Regions from separate parts of the Homo sapiens genome. Here region 2 is linked to region 1. Evidence: chromatin contacts called from ENCODE Hi-C or POLR2A ChIA-PET data. All regions are on one chromosome and are shown on one strand. Each heading gives the region's core, a stretch centred on a gene start or an enhancer-like site at or near the end of the contact. The rest is flanking DNA. Distances are from core to core; before and after follow the strand shown. Region 1 overlaps STEAP1B (STEAP family member 1B). Region 2 overlaps STEAP1B (STEAP family member 1B).

Evidence for each region. Hi-C counts contacts between places; a loop is a spot of excess contacts on that map. ChIA-PET counts read pairs that join two places held with the same protein, here RNA polymerase II (POLR2A). Pooled maps may share reads with other maps.
Region 2: a pooled map shows a loop between it and region 1 (1.8-fold over the local background). The contact joins two enhancer-like sites. A Hi-C loop is called at or near these places in 1 of 168 maps with a recorded cell type or tissue (Right ventricle myocardium inferior), 1 of 37 single-sample maps with no recorded cell type and 4 of 50 pooled maps. POLR2A ChIA-PET finds 5 or more read pairs at or near these places in 1 of 52 experiments (PC-3).

What each region holds. Positions count from the first base shown.
Region 1 is chr7:22,478,904-22,484,581 of GRCh38, reverse strand. The region is part of intron 4 of STEAP1B (STEAP family member 1B); the gene reads left to right. Among named protein-coding and RNA genes, the nearest start is that of STEAP1B, 18 kb to the left of the region's middle. Within about 2 kb of position 2,786, at least 2 of the 41 ENCODE cell types and tissues checked have a DNase peak (open chromatin) inside an H3K27ac peak, as active enhancers do.
Region 2 is chr7:22,423,550-22,429,227 of GRCh38, reverse strand. All of the region lies in intron 4 of STEAP1B (STEAP family member 1B), which reads left to right. Among named protein-coding and RNA genes, the nearest start is that of RAPGEF5, 69 kb to the right of the region's middle. Within about 2 kb of position 2,652, at least 2 of the 41 ENCODE cell types and tissues checked have a DNase peak (open chromatin) inside an H3K27ac peak, as active enhancers do.

The sequences.
Region 1 (5,678 bases), core at 1,537-4,036:
AAACAAAACAAAACAAAACATTCGTCTCCTTGCATCTCCATCTGAGCTCTTGGGTGACCAGGTGCATTGTCAATGAGGGTAATATTTTGAAAGACATCTTTATTATGAGCAGTAGGTCTCAACAGTGGGCTTAAAATGTGCAGTAAATCATGCTGTAAACAGATGTGTTGTCATCCAGGTTTTGTGCCATGTCTAGAGCACAGGCTGAGTAGATTTAGCATAATTCTGAAGGACCCCAGGATTTTCAGAATGATAAATGTGCATTCGCTTCCACTTACAGTCACCAGCTGCATTAACCCCTAACAAGAATCAGCCTGTCCTTTGTAGCTTTGGAGGCAGGCATGAACTTCTCCTAGATGGCATCTTCCAAGAGGGCTATTTTTGTCTACATTGAAATTCTGCTTAGTGTAGCCACCTGCTTCAATGATCCTAGCTAGATATTCTGAGTAACTCACTACAGCTTCTCCATCAGTACTTGCTGCTTCACCTTGCACTTCTACGTTATGGAGATGGCATTTTTTGTTAAACCTCATGAACCAACCTGGTAGCTGCCAGCTTTTCTGCAGCTTCCTCACCTCTCTCAGCTTTCACAGACCTGAAGAACTTTAGGGCCTTGCTCTGGATTAGGCTTTGGCTTAAGAGAATGTAGTGGCTAGTTTGATCTTCTAACAAACTTTGAGTGATCTTTGTTACTATTGTAACTGGGGACACCATGAATCACACCTGTATGAGACAGTGAACTTAATAAATGTTTGTTCTGACTGCTCCACCGACCAGCCATTTCGTGTCTCTCTGCCTCTCCCTATTCCAAGATCCAACACTGAAATTAGGCCAGTTAGTAACCCTAAATAGCCTCTCAGCCTTTAAGTGAAAGGCAGAGTTGTGGTATCCCAAAACAATTACGGTAGTAACATCAAAGATCACTGATGACAGATCACCATCACAGATACAATAATGATAATGAAAAATTTTGAAATATTGAATCACCAAAATGCGACAAGACATGAAGTGAGCACATGTTGTTGAGAAAATGACACTAATAGACTTGCTTGACAGAGGCTTGCCACAAACATCCAATTTGTTAAAAAAACAAAACCAAAAACAAAATGCAATACTTGTAGCAGAAAACGAGGAATGCCTGTGTTGGGGACAGAAAGGCCAGCTCAGTGCCCCTTGAGTCATGCCCATAGGCAACTTCCACGTTTCCTGTTTTTGTAATCTGAGTAAAAATGAACGTATGCCTGTACCCCTCATCCATATGTGGAATAACGATCTGTTAAACATAGCAAAACAAAACACTGGCGATTTTTTTTTTCTTTTCTAAGGTGACTTTTTCTCCCAGATGACAGAATGAGTAGGGTTAATTTTGTCCTGTATCCTCAGTGTGAGGTATAGAGTCGGTTGACATTTTTTCCTAGACAGTTTGTTCTGCTTGGAAGAAGGTGACGTGGGCCAAAACTTCTCTCCCTACCCCTTTTCCATCCTGGTGAAACAAAGACTGTCCTAGAAGCATGGAAAGAAAATGCCCCATCCAGCTCTCAGAAATACCCAGAGCAAACCAAAGTTGGTGGGATGATGTGCTGGCGGCACAGATCTGGCAGTCAATGGACAAGGTGCACCTCATTTTATTTTTGGAAGCCCTACTTACAAATCTATTCCCAGGGACCTGAGACAAGATCCAGGGATGTCTCCCCAGTTCAAAGCCACTCATAAACTGCTGTTGACTTATGAAAGGCCTGAGGATTGCTAGTAGGAGTGTGTGTAGGGTGGGGAGAGGTTGTGGATGACAGCATCCACAACTGTCAGAGCTGACCCCAGAGAGGCCCCACTCTGATTGAATATTGGCTGTCTGCAGCTTCCAGCTGCTCTCATTCTCTGGAGAATTGCCCTTGGCCAAATGGGATCCACTCACTTCCTTTGCCCATGAACAGCATCTGCCTCCCCCTATGTGCCTGGGGGGCAGATTGGCCAGTGACTGAATGGCACAGGAATACAGAACGCCAGGCTGCTGGCCCCATTGTGGGTCTACTATGGTGCACTGTACAATGCTGGGATCCTGGGCTCTGGCTGGGAGATCTCCTTAGCTCTCCTCTCTGCCTATCCTTCTTCCCAGGGCTACCAGACTTAGCAAACCAACATAACTAAATCCAGTTAAACTTCAGATAGCCAACAAAATTTTTTGTATAAATATGACCCATAAACAACTTAGGCCATACTTGTGCTAAGAATTATTCGTTGGTTATCTAAAACTTAAATTTAATAGGGCATCCTCTATTTTATCTGGCAAATCTATGTGTGCCCCTTCTCCTGAGAGCATACCCCCAGTAAATCATTGGAACACGAAGCCCAGTCTCAAGCTCTGCTTCTGGGAACCCTTTCAGAAAGTGGGAGGTGGTGGGCAGGAAAGGAAGACAGTTCGAGCCACTCAGTCCCCTTTGTTCAAAGCTACTTGGTGAGATGCCTGTACTCAGCTACCCTTGCAAGCAGGACTCTGGGAATCTGAGGACCAGACCCAGACATGGCTCTGCCTGGCCCCTGTGGGGAGCAGTCAGTTTCCAGAGAGAACACAGTGGCCACCCAGTCTCCCCAGAGCAGGATTCCGGCTTTCGTGGGTTTTACTTAATTAGGCATGAATCTTCATGGAAACACGTGCCAACAGACTTTGTTTTACTTACAGGATGCTTCCTCCCCACCCTCAAGGATTACAGGAAACCGCTGCTAATGTTACCTCATTGACTTTAGTCCTAAGAGCAATGATTTAGTTTCATTTCCTTGTCTTTCAACACAATCCTCTGGCTTTACGTGACTGTGTTCATCTGGGGAGCACCTGCAATGGCATAGCCCTCTAAGTGCACTGAAATGTAGACCTGTGATATGTCTGGCTTTATAAAGTAGACCGTTACGTGAGTCTTGTGTGTTTTACAAAATAATTCATCACAGGGCACTATTTTCTGCCATCAGATGGTGCTTTTCAAACTCTAATGTGCAAACCAACGCAGGGATCTTGTTAAAATACAGGTTCTGACTCTGTTGGACTACGGTGGGGCCTGATACTCTGCATTTCTGACAGCTCTCAGGTGATGCCAGGCATCAATACCATTCTCTTCTTGTAGAGGTAAAACCAGCCTCCAGGCTTCCCTTACAGAAGAGAAACTGGCTCTGGGGTCTGCTTTCTCTTCTGTAAGAAGAGGGCCAGCAAAAGGCCAGGGTCCTCAGGCACCCAGGGGTTAGCTAAAGGCACACAGGTAGTAATGGCAGAGCTCAGATTTGAATACAGGTAGTCTGGCTCCAGAGGTCTGTGCTCTTCACCATTAAATGTAAATGGGGAAGCTAAGGCTGGGTGGGCTGGACAGGTGTATATGTGAATTGACAGGACCTTGGGCCAAGGGACCCACAGAAACCCATAGCGGCGGTCACATCACCTGGATTCAAGGTCAGCCACTACTTGCACCAGCTTGAGGTATCACCTAAGTGGTTTACATTACTGTGAAACGAGGACATCCAGTGACCTCCCCTCACAGAGCCTTTGGATGTATCTGTGGCATTCTGCACATTGAGTGCTTAACACTGAGCCTGTTAGTGAACACCTAAGTGGTAACCATTATGAACATAACCTCAGAGACAATTGCCCTTGTACAAGCAAGGCATGCACTGTGAAAGACTCATTGTGGTCCCATGGACAGAGAGCTGGACCTGCGCCAGGCTTCTGTTTCTTGAGTATGGGGCTTAAGTGCTTCTGTTCTGGCCCTGCTGCTTCTAGAAGTCTGTGTAGGCATGCTGTAGCTGGCACCTAGTAAAGATCATGGTTTCTGACGGGAGATAGCATCATACCCTGAAGCCCAAACATAGCAGCAACAAACCCGCTGCACCTAAAGGCACATCAGCACTGGGAAAACGGAGGGAAACACCATAGCATGATTGGGATAATTGTTTGGTATAGACAGTGTGCCTGGAAAATTCAGCCTGGAGCCATTTTTCTCAATAGAGTGGATAGCTTAATGCTTTCATTACCTGCATCCTTATGGCAACTTTCCCTGTCTCTGAGCTTTTGCAGACTGAGTCTCCCTGGGGTGAGCTGTAAATTGCCATAAATTTAATCCATCTTGGCAGCCGGGCATTGTCAGTACCCACCTTGAGCGTGTGTCCTCACATTCTTGTCGCCTTTGTGGAATAACCACATCTTGATACAAGGCGCTGCCGCTCACAGACTGTGACTACAGTCTCAGAATAGTGTTGGTCCTCAGGAAGCAAATCACTTAAAGCTTTCAAAAGAAAGAAAAATGCTGTGTATGTGGGAAGACCTCACTTTTTACCTTTAGCCGAGAATGATATGTACAATTATGACCCTGTTTACGATTCTGTAGGATTTGGAACAGGATAAGGTTTGTTCTTGTTTTGTAAGTATAAAATAAGTTGTTGCTTACAACAACCAAAAAAGTAGTCATTTAAAATGCTTTTCTAGATGTCCATTCAATAACCTTCCTTTCTAGAACAACACTGTATGACAGAACTTGCTGCAGTGATGGAGATGTCCTCTGTCTGCTCTGCCCAGCAGGGTTGACACTAGCCCAGGGTGGCTCCTGAGCACTGGAAAAGTGGCTTGTGTGGGTGAGGAGAGAATCTTTAAATTTTAATTCTAATCATTTTATAATATAAAGAGCTGAGGCCAGGAGTTCAAGACTAGCCTGCCCAACATGACAAAATCCCATCTCTACTAAAAATACTGAAATCGGCTGGGCGTCGCCGGTGTGTGCCTGTAACCCCAGCTACTCAGGAGTCTGAGGCAGGAGAATCACTTAAATCCGGGAGGTGGAGGCTGCACTGGGCCAAGATCACACCACTGTACTTCAGCCTGGGTAACAGAGTGGGAGTCTATCTCAGAAAAAAAAAAAAAAAAAAAAAGCCACACATGACTAGTGGCTACTGTCTTGCACAACGCCACTCTAGGGGGAGAGAGGTTGATGCCTCAGAGCCTCAGGAGGCTTACAGTTAGTATGTGGGCAACTAGGGGAGTCTGAAGTCAGCAAGTTACACATAAAAGATTGGCCAGCCAGCAAGTTGTTTCGCCTACTTGCCTGCTCCATGGGAGGTTACTCTACAAGGATAATAATGTAATGAATAAAGTCTGTCTTCTTTTCTACTTACCTAGCAGAAAGAATTAGTTATTAGAGTTCACAGGCTATTAACGAGCTGCAAATTGTAAAATACTATGCAGCATAATGTGATTCTGTTAAGGGCAGGCAGCGAGGATTCTCGAGTGGGCAAATGCACTGCCTCCTTGCAGCGCCGGCATCACGTTTTGCCCCCTACCCCTATCTCCTTTTGTTTCTTCCATCTACCTCTCCCCCATTCCCCACCCTGGTTTATGATTCAGTCCCACCCAGCAAGCCCCAGGACTTAGTTATTTCTGGGTGGAAATGATAGTAATAATGTAGGATGGATGACTTCATTTCTCCTTGGGTGTGAAGAAATGTCTTTATTTTCTTGAAATCAAATTGCCAAGTGGAGCGGGAGTTTAATCTCGGGTGCTTTGGCAGGCAGCCTCCTAGGTACCCCACTCGGCCCTTCTCCTCCCAGGCCTGCCTCTCTGAGGGTGCAGCTGGGAGCTGGGCAAGGACCCCGGGCTGCAGGAGCACCTCCACTTGCACCGTGCACCTCTTCCTTCCACGGTTCCCCTC
Region 2 (5,678 bases), core at 1,403-3,902, 55 kb after region 1:
CCTGTATTTGTCCTTTAGTGCCCTCAGAAAAGAGTTTCTCCAGGGTATAAACCTATGAGTGGAGGGCCAGGGTTGTAGGGTATATGCACCTTCAGTGCCCTGGATAATGATGAGTTGTTTACCAAAGTGATTGTGTCCATTTATATTCCCACAAGCAGTGTATAAGGTTTTCTGTTACACCGCAGTCTTGCTTACCCTTCATACTGTCAGATCAAAAAAGTTTTGGGGTCAATTCAGTAGGTTCAGACTGATATTTCCCTGATTTGTTAATGAGCTTGAACACCTTATATATGTTCACCATTTAAGATTTCTTTGTGGTGAAAGGCCTATTTACACCTTTAATTGAGGTAAATTACATTAAAAGATTTTCTAGCATTAAACTCACCTTAGTCATATGTATTTTATTTTATTTTATTTATTTTTCATATATATTTTTTGAGACGGACTCTCGCTCTGTCACCAGGCTGGAGTGCCGTGGCTCACTGCAACCTCCCCCTCCCGAGTTTAAGTGATTCTCCTGCCTCAGCCTCCCAAGTAGCTGGGACTATAGGTGCGTGCTTTATTTTTTAAATATTGGTAGATTTCATTTGCTAATATTGTATTTAGAATTATTGCATTTGTGTTCATGAGTGAAATTATTATATAATTTCTCTTGTCTCCGTTTGGTACATTAGGTTTATGACGTTAGTTGGACCGTTCATCTTTCCTCCTTTCTCTTTCTCTCCCTCATCTTCCTCTCCCTCTTCTTGTCCTTTTTCTTCTCTTAAGAGCTTGTATGATGCATGAATGTTTGTAAGAGCTTACTGATGCTTTCTTTGTGAGAAGACAAAATCTACAACCATTGATCGAATTCATTTTAAGGTAATGAGAACAGTCAAGTTTTCTGTCCTCAAATCAGTTTTGGAAAGTTATACTTTTGGGGAACTTGTCTATTTTATCAAAGCGTATTGGCATAACACTCGTAATTGATAATGGGTTGTGCTCCCTAGACACTCTCTCAGCACCCCCAGGACAGAAGCACCCATTCCTTCTGATTCCGGGAGTACTGGTGGCTGACAGCTCTCTCAGGATTGCCCTTGGCTGCCGTGCTAAGTTCAGGCTCACTTCTCAGGGCAGATTCCATCCTATGTCTGGCCAGTGCATGAGTTTAAAGACCCAGTTCTTGCCTCAATTCTGGACAATTCTGTCAGGCCAGCCCATCCCTACAGAAGCTCCTTTGTAGGACTGGCTGAGATCAGTGTTGCCACTGTTCCCCAGTTCAGCATACAAACCTGAAAGTGTCAGAATTTGCCTCCCTTAGAGCCAGATTTGCAGTAACATGCATGGCTTTCTTTCAAATCATTTGTTGTGTTCTTTGATTTCTACTATTTCTCTACTCGTACCTTTCCTCATTACCTTGGCAGTCTTGCTGGAGGTTTGCTAATTTTACCAGTTTCTTTTCAAAGATTGAACATTAGTTGGATCGAGCCTCTCAAAGGTACATTTATTACTCACTTCATTCCTTTTGTAAACATTTCCTGCCTTCTACTTGCTTACATTAATTTCCATATCTACCTCTAATCTCTTAGGTTGGATGTTTAGTTCATCTGTTTTTCAGTCTTTCTTCTATGCTAACATGAGCCTTTTACGGCTTTAGATTTTCTTTTAATAATTGTATCTCCAACTGTAGCTCCATGATGCTGTCAAAGTGAATATGTCCACGCCTAAACTAGGGACCTCCACCAATTCATCTACCTATTCTTTTCCACCCTTTCCCATCTCAGAGAAACCAGCTGTATTCCAGTTAGCCAGGCCATGATCCTGAAGTCACCTTTGATCATCTCCTTCTCTTGAAACCCACTTCCAATCAGTCAGGATGTCCTTTTGGCCCTTCCAGTTAGGCCAGGTTGTCATCTCCATGACATCAAGTTGTGTCAGTCATAAATCATTGCCTCTTGCTTGGCCTATTGTCCATAACTGCTGTTCTGTTTCCTCTCCTGCTCCCCTGCAGTCGGTTTTCCACACAGCACTCAGAGTGAGCCTTCTACACGTTAACTCATCCTGCAAGGTCTTTTCGTCTCCTTAGAATAAATTCCAGGTCACTGCATGGCCCACTGGGTCCTCTGTGGCCTGGGCCTCTGCTGTCTCTGTGACCCTCTCTTCTCCCTCTTCTTTGGTTCACTCTGCTCCAGCTACCTCTCTATTCCTCAGGCAGGCCTGGTGTAGGGGTGTTTGTACTTGACGTCCCCTCAACACCTGCATGGATCACTTTCTCACTTCCTTCAAGTCTTACTCAGATGTTACATTATTATCCAGCAGTCCTTCCTTCACCAAACCGTGTAAAATTTTACACCTGCCCAGCCAGTCACTTATTAATAGGCTTACCCTTATTAATGTTTCTTCTTAGCATGCATCATTGCCTGACGTATCCTTTTTGTTTGCTTCTTGTCTGTCTTCCACTGTTGGAATATAAGCTCTTTCAAGGCAGGGCTTACTTGCTGTGTTCACTGCTCTATGTCCAATGTCTAGCTCACAGACAGGCACTAATAGGTGTTCAGTAAATACTTGATGAATGAATGCATGTGTATTGGCTTGAAGTTCCTAATTCTCCAGGGGACTACTTCCCCTTTTACCCAAAGCCACTGCCCCATGTGACAGTTTTGTTCTCGTTTTTGCTGTTATTTACCTTTTCCCTGAAGCTGTAGGTAGTTTTTTGGAAGATCTAACTTAACTTATGAAGTTGGGGTGGAGAAAGGGAGTGTCTGCCTTTTGATTTTCTACCCTCAAGGGCCCAAGGCCTCATCTTTTGTCTTCCTGCTGAGTGAATACACTCAAGTGTTCCCAGGGCTACCTTGCCTTTAACATTTTAAAAAAATACTGAATTCATGCTTTTACTTCATTTTTTTTTGTCCTTTGAGGATTTACTTTACTTTCTTGTGATGTTAACTATACATTTCAATCAATTATTATTTTGTTTTGTATTTTATGGAAGAATTTCAGATGATCTGGTTTGCCAAACTACTGAATATTAAACTATTCAAACTTTTCATTTTTTTATGCAGTGCCCAGGAGACAAAAGGATTGACTTAACCAAAGTTTTACTGTAAATGAAATTGCTAAGACCAGACCCTAGGATTTCTGACCTCCAGGGCAGTATTTGATGGCCACATTGGGCTGGTGGCTGCCCCACTTCCTTTAGAGAGTCTAATGGTACAGATGTTCCTAGTCTAATAAGTATCTCTGGGCAGAAAGGACAAAAAAGAAGAAAAACAACTGTAGCAACATAACAGTCTCCAGGGTTCCAAGGAAACTTTTGTAGCCACTAAGGGCTGTAATAGCCATTTGTGAATATGTAATGGGAAGTAGTTCTGGGAATTGTAGCTGATTTCAGCAGGATAGCGTTTGTCAGAATCTGCCCCTTTGCTATTTTTCTAGAAGTCAAATCTGAAAGGCCTATTTTCTTAAGGATTTCTGCTGGGTCTAAGGCAGGAGGCCATTTCCTTCCAATTCCTGCAGTTCATTTAGGCTGCACCTTGGGTGGTTGTCAGTTGGAATATAAACATTGGTACCTTGATAATTATAGAAGATTTTTTAAAAGTTATTATTGGCTCTGGTGAAATAGTGTAACAGGAAACAGTCTGTACTTTAAGCAAAATGGCTGCCAGTTACAGTGTTCAGAGCACTATGCAAATCAGTTGAAAACTCAGAAGTTCAGTCAATCAGTTTTGCTTCATATGATGCCAACTGACTGTTTTTTTAATGAACCTTATTTGTCTCATTGCGTTGACTGACTTTGGGCCTGAATTGACTTAATTGCAGGGTTGCTTTTGATATATGGTAGCAATTGCTCTGTTGGGCTATGATCAAATGCAACAAATATAGGCCATGGATAATACTGGACGGCCCCAGTTGGTGGATGCCTTGCTAACTTTGTCTTGCAAAATAACTTACTGCTGCCAATCTAGCAGTTAGTTGTTTTAAAAAGTATATGAACAGTACAGAGTACAGCATTCTGTTCCATGTGTTAAATTTTAATGTATCATACCAAATCATTGTGACACTTCACCCAGGGCAGATTTTTGATAGGTAAGGTTATGATGACCTTAGAGACACAGGCAATGAGCTATTCTGGAATACCCACCTTTGGTCTTTTGCTTTGAAGAGTTCCATTTTAAAAAGAGCATTAAATTATGTGTTATGACTGTACAAATATTATTATAATGAATATTTGAAAATCTCACCTACCCAGAGGTGGTGACACTTAATACTTTAGTCTAGTTCCTTCTAGCATTTTTTCTACATATTTTTTATTAATTGAAATGATCCTGTATCCTAATGTGATTTTTTTTTTTTCACTTAACAATTTGTACTCTGGTGATTTTTTTTCTTTACTGAATATGATAACTCAAGTATTTTCCCATATTATTATCAACTCTTCACAGACATTTTTAATGGTATTCTTTGGTATGAATGTTGAAGAGTTTACTTAAACGTTCTCTGATAATGAGACATGTAGTTCCCTATTATTTATTATTATAAATACTCCTCAATTGAACATCTCTGTACACTGTTTTTTCCACATCCTAAATTATTTTCTTAAGCTAGTGGAATTATTTAGCCAAAGGTGGTAGATATTTTTCAGGTATCTGGGACAAATGGCCAAATTTTATTTCTAAAATGATGTCCTCCTTTATGTTTAATCCAACAGCATACAAGGAGATTTGTCCCACCATGCCCAGATGAGTATGAAATAATGTTCTTAAAATATATTTCCTATTTTAATTGGTGACAATTATAGCTCTTTAAATTTACATTTTCTGATTATTCTTAGGGTTGAATATATTTTCCTTTGTTTATTCGTCATTTTTCAAAGGGGTGGTGAGCTAGTTTGTTCATGCCCTTTGTTATTTACATATTGAGATCTTACTATGTTTTTATTATAGATTTCTATGAAGTCTTTACAAACTAAGTAAATTAACTTTTTGCCTTACGTATGGCAAGTGTTATTGTCAATTTATTCTTTGTGTTTTATTTTATTTTGTGTTACAATGTGTAAAATCGCTATCTATCATCCCTTTGTTATTTTTCACATTAAATGTAAGTTTGGGAACCAGAGATCGATAGAAGGTAGTCAAGGTATTAGTACTTATTTTTAACAATGTTATTTAGGTATAACTTGCATACCATAAATTCACTTATTTTATTATTTTTCCTTTTTTAGAGATAGGGTCTCACTCTGCTGCCCAGGCTGGAGTGCAGTTGCATGATCACGGCTCACTGCAGCCTTGACCTCCTGGGCTCAAGTGATCTTCCCACCTCAGTCTCCTATTTAGCTGGAACTACAGGTGCGTGCCACCACACCCAGCTAATTTTTGTATTTTTTGTACAGACAGGGTCTCCCTGTGTTTCCCAGGCTGGTCTTGAACTCCTGGACTCAAGCGATTTGCCCGCCTTGGCCTCTCAAAGTGCTGGGATTACAAGTGTGAAACACTGTGCCTGGCCTATTTTAAATAGACAATTCAATGATTTTTAACAAACTTGCACAGTTGTGTAAACTCCACCACAATCTAACTTTAAAACATTTTTATCACCCCCTTCCAAAAAAACCTCATGCTCAATTGAGTAACTACTCTGCATTCCTAACCCCAGCCCTAGGCAAACGTCAACTTTCTGTCTCTATGGATTTCCCTATTCCTGGA